2 separate regions of the Homo sapiens genome follow, and region 1 is linked to region 2. A link is an interaction called in ENCODE POLR2A ChIA-PET data of the cell type or tissue named here. Cell type or tissue: OCI-LY7. All regions are shown on one strand.

Region 1 (2,500 bases), 340 kb before region 2:
TCCGCCTCCCCGCCTCAAGTGATTCTTGTGCCTTAGCCTCCCGAGTAGCTGGGACTACGGGTGTGTGCCACCATACCCAGCTAATTTTTGTGTTTTTGGTAGAGATGGGGTTTGGCCATGTTGGTCAGGCTGGTCTTGAACTCCTGGCCTGAAGTGATCCACCCACCTCGGCCCCCTACAGTGCTGAGATTACAGGTGTGAGCCACCGTGCCCAGCCACATGTCTAGTTTCTGAATCGTGCTCTGTGTATAAAAGCATGCCACTCAAGTAAATTAACATTTAATTTCTAAGTTGCAAATTTGCTAATTTCATTTTAGCTTCTGAAGACTTTTTTGATAAATTAACCGTGGAACAGGAGTTTATGTCTGGAATAGACACTGATAAGGTATGTGGACAAAAAAACCTCTTTAACAAGTAATTGAAAGCTTATTAAACCTCAGATTATAGCCAGAAAACCAATTGCTTTGATTCCCATGCCTTGCCTTTTTTTTTTTTTTTTTTTTTTTTTTTTTTGAGACGGAGTCTCACTGTGTGTCACCCAGCTTGCTCTGTTGCCCAGGCTGGAGTGCAGTGGCGCCATCTCTGCTCACTGCAAGCTCCGCCTCCCGGGTTGACGCCATTCTGCCTCAGCCTCCCGAGTAGCTGGGACTACAGGCGCTCACCACCACACCTGGCTAATTTTTTGTATTTTTAATAGAGACGGGGTTTCACCATGTTAGCCAGGATGGTCTCGATCTCCGACCTTGTGATCCGCCCACCTTGGCCTCCCAAACTGTTGGGATTACAGGCGTGAGTCACTGCGCCCGGCCACTTAAATATTTTTAAGAGCAAATGCAAAATGTGCAAGTGTAGATTTTATCAAGTAACAGATATTTAACATTATTCTGTGCAAGACACTTTCTGCCATACATGGCAACATGAGACCTGGCCCCTAAAATCAAATCTTTTTAAGACTGTATTAGATAAGGTATTTGCTCTTTTGAAAGAGTTTCTTATATAACTCCTTTAAATAGCTCTATTAACAAATTTTAAATTATTCACTTTATGAAAATTCCTAACATAAAACAATTACTGATACTTTTTGCTAGATTAGTTGTTGATACTATTGAAATGGAGTAGACATCTGGTAGCCTCTCAGAAGCGTGTCCTTAGAGACAGACGTGTCCAGACAGGCATATGGAGTGACCAATTGTATTCTCAGCGGCCTTGGGCTCCAGTGACTTGGCCTGATCACTGGGGGGTGTGTGTGTGTGTGTGTGTGTGTGTATGTATGTATGTGTGTGTGGGGTGTGTGTGTGTGTGTGGTGGCCAGGGTGTGTGTGTGGCTGGGGCTAGCAGAGCTATTTCGGGGAAGGGTTAGGGACTGTGGAAAAATAACTCATTTTCCCACGTATCTCCTTTATTGGACTTTGAAAAATAATAATAAACATCAAGTTAAGTTCCTAAACCATGTATTGTGTGTGTGTGTGTGTGTGTGTGTGTGTGTGTGTGTATGTATATGTAAATGTATATGTATATGTATGCTACTTTATTTCCAGGTCAACAATTACATTGAGGATTGTATCGCCCAAAAGCACTCGTTGATCAAGGTGTTAAGACTAGTTTGCCTCCAATCCGTGTGTAATAGTGGGCTCAAACAAAAAGTTTTGGATTATTACAAAAGAGAGATTCTCCAGGTGAGTATATTTTTAAATTATTAATTTGCCAAGGGGGACAGCATCTTTTTAAAAAATACTTCATGGGCCGGGCACAGTGGCTTACGCCTGTAATCCCAGCACTTTGGGAGGCCAAAGCAGGTGGATCACTTGAGGTTAGGAGTTTGAGACCAGCCTGGCCAACATGGTGAAACCCCCATCTCTATTAAAAATACAAAAATTAGCCAGGCATGGTAGCATGCACCTGTAGTCCCAGCTATTTGAGAGGATCAGGCAGGAGAATCGCTTGAACGCAGGAGGCGGAGGTTACAGTGTGTCAAGATCATGCCCCTGCACTCCAGCCTGGGCAACAGAGTGAGACTCTGTCTCAAAAAATAATAATAAAAAATTTAAAATTAAAAAAAATAAAAATTACAAAGCTGCCATTTTGGTATCTTGTAACGACTGTTGTATAAATTTTTTAACACCTAGAGGAATTGGTCTTGGTAGCCATCACTGTTTATTGTATTTGTGTGATAATAATAGCTAACAGGCTGGGCACAGTGGCTCACCTCTGTTATCTCAATATTTTGTGGGGCTGAGGCAGGAGGATCGCTGGAGGCCAAGACCAGCCTGGCAACATAGCAAGACCCTGTCTCTACAAAAAAAATACAAAAATTTACCAGGCATGGTGGCTGTGTCTGCAGTCCCAGCTACCCAGGAGGCTGAGTTAGGAGGATTGCTTGAGCCCAGGAGTCCAAAACCAGCCTAGGCAACATAGCTTGTTTACAAAAAGTAAAAAATAATAATAATAGGTAACATTTCTTGAGCATTTACTATGTGCTAGGATCTATTGGAAAAACTTT
Region 2 (2,500 bases):
CCAAGATCGTGCCACTGCACTCCAACCTGGGTGACAGAGCGAGACTCCGTCTCAAAAAATAAATAAATAAATAAGATGTGATGCAGATGGAATCAAGATTCAAACAGATTAAAGAGGAGTTAGTAAGTGAAAAATGTGGAGGATAAATGCTAATAGGACTCTGTGGTGGAGACGGTTGCCTACCTATGGCTGAGTGGATAATGGCCCCCAACACATCCACATCCTAGCCCCTAGAAGCTGGGAATATGCCACCTTACATGGCAAAAGAGGCTCTGCAGATGTGATTAAGGACCTTAAGATTCGGACATGATCCTGGATTATCCAGGTGGGCCTGGTGTCATCACAGAGGTCTTTATAGGTGAAAGAGGGAGGCAGGAGAGTGAGAGAAAGAGATGTTATGACAGAATCAGAGGGAGGGAAATGCGACTGCTGGCTGTGTAGATGGACGAAGCCATGAGCCAAGGACGGTGGGCAGCCTTTGGAAACCAGAAAAGACCAGGAACAGGTTCTCCCCTAGATCCTCCAGAAGGAGCCAGCCCTGCCAACACCTTGATTTTAGTCCAGTGAGACCCATCTGGACTTCTTATCTCCAGCTACTAAGTCTGTGGTCATTTGTTATGGCAGAAACAGAAACAAATATACTATCCAATCTGTACTCTCTGCTAGCTCTTTAATTAAAAACAAATCACGTCATTTGTTATGGCAGAAACAGAAAACAAATATACTATCCAATCTGTACTCTCTGCTAGCTCTTTAATTAAAAACAATCAGCACCTTGGAAGGCCAAGGCAGGAGGACCACTTGAGTCCAGGAGTTCAAGACTCACCTGGGCCACTTAGTGAGACTCGTCTCTACTAAAAAAAATTAGCCAGGCACAGCGACACATGCCTATAGTCCCAGCTACTTGGGAGGCTGAGGCAGAAGGAGCACTTGGAGCCTGGGGGGTTGAGACTGCAGTGAGTCATGTTAGCACCACTGCACTCCAGCCTGGAAGACAGAGCAAGACCCTGACTCAAAAAAAAAAGAGAGAGAGAGAGAGAGAGAAAATGAAACCAGAAATATAGAACCTTAGAGTCTAGCCCATTCCCTTGGTTCTCAGTCCTTGGATGGGGACAAGACAATCCCATCAAGGCAGAAGAGAAGGCAGTAGATAATACAGATAGTTGGTTTTATTTGTATGCCTTTAACACCTTCCCACCACAAGGTGGGGAAAGTCTTCTAAGAGGGCCACTCACATATGATGTTGTGCCTGGCGGTGCGGACTTGGTACAGGTCCACGTCTGACCGGGGGTAGCCCTCACAGTCCACCAGCGGCTCGTTCATCCCAATGCCTTTTTGCTGGAGGAAAGAAACGTGGTTAAAAGGTGCTCATGGGTGTAATGTCCCCAGGATGTCTTTCCCCAGACCCTTCTCCTCTGAAGTCATAATAAAGGTGACAGTAATGAAAACTGCCACATACTGATCACTTACACCAGGGGCTCTACTCATGCCCTCACAACTACCCTGGGGTGGGCACTGTGTTTTTCATTTTTTATTTTTAACGACGCAAGTAATGCATGAATCCATTCTTTTTTGAAGTTAAAACAGTGCCGATAAAACCAAAGACTCCTTTGAGCATCATCCCCAAGGCCAGCCTCTTCCTCCACTCCTTCACACCCTCCTTCCCACAGGTGGCTGACACCTGGCTGCTGGCCCTGGAAGCTAGAGGGGAGTGAAAAGCCCAGACAGCACCCAGCTGTGGCAGGGCTTTGATTCTTCTGAAAATAAAAAGATCTGAAGAAGGAAACTGATAGCACCAGCTGCCTCCGGGGAGAAGAACTGGGTGGCTAGGTGACAGGGCAGGGAGAGAGACAGTCCATTTTATACCCCTCTGTAGGTTTTGAATTTTGCCTATGGGAATGTATTCTTTATTCAAAACAACACTTTTTTTTTTTTTAACATGAGTCAGAGGAGAGTACACAAAAGCAGTGAAACCAGTCACATGGTTCAGGGGAGGGGCTTTGCAATTGGTTAGACTTTAATTTGAATCTCAACTCTGCCATGTACAAGCTGGGCATCCTTAGCTGAGACCTTCTCCTCTCTAAGCCTCAGCTTCCTCAATTATAAAATGGGAATAGGAGCACTCGCCTCCCTCCCTACCTGCTGCAAGAACTAACGAGCTGACCTGCAGAGTACTTAGCACATGCCACGCGCATACACAGCATAGTGGGTTGAAGAGCGGCCCCCAAAAACAGATAACCACGAGCTAACCCCCAGAACCTGTAAATATGACTTTATTTGAAAAAGAGTCTTTGTAGATGTAATTATGTTAAGGATCTCGAGATAAGCTCATCTGGTGGCTGGTGTCCTCATAAAAGAAAGGCAGAGGTAGGTGTGGGACAGACACAGGAGGAAGGCCACATGAAGATGCAGGCAGAGGTTCAAGTGACACAGCTGTAGGCCAAGGACCGCCAGCAGTCACCAGAGGCCAGGAGAAAGGCTTGGGAGCTTCTCTCTCAGA

Evidence for each region. Peaks named below come from ENCODE experiments on the same cell type or tissue, not always from the same donor. Only the 100,000 strongest peaks of a DNase experiment are listed, where the experiment ranks them.
Region 1: POLR2A ChIA-PET joins it to region 2 with 15 read pairs; 5 of 35 experiments call an interaction of 5 or more read pairs at or near these places.

What each region holds. Positions count from the first base shown.
Region 1 is chr12:122,237,763-122,240,262 of GRCh38, reverse strand. It overlaps VPS33A (VPS33A core subunit of CORVET and HOPS complexes), which reads left to right. Exons shown (of 13, transcript NM_022916.6): 9 at 318-385; 10 at 1,539-1,676. Among named protein-coding and RNA genes, the nearest start is that of DIABLO, 13 kb to the right of the region's middle. In OCI-LY7, no CTCF peak of the experiment used is centred here; no DNase peak of the experiment used is centred here.
Region 2 is chr12:121,893,577-121,896,076 of GRCh38, reverse strand. It overlaps PSMD9 (proteasome 26S subunit, non-ATPase 9), which reads right to left. Exons shown (of 6, transcript NM_002813.7): 2 at 1,236-1,338. Among named protein-coding and RNA genes, the nearest start is that of PSMD9, 6.0 kb to the right of the region's middle. In OCI-LY7, CTCF peaks have their summits at 977 and 1,177; DNase peaks (open chromatin) are centred at 1,216 and 1,806; H3K4me3 peaks cover 1,359 bases; H3K27ac peaks cover 1,589 bases.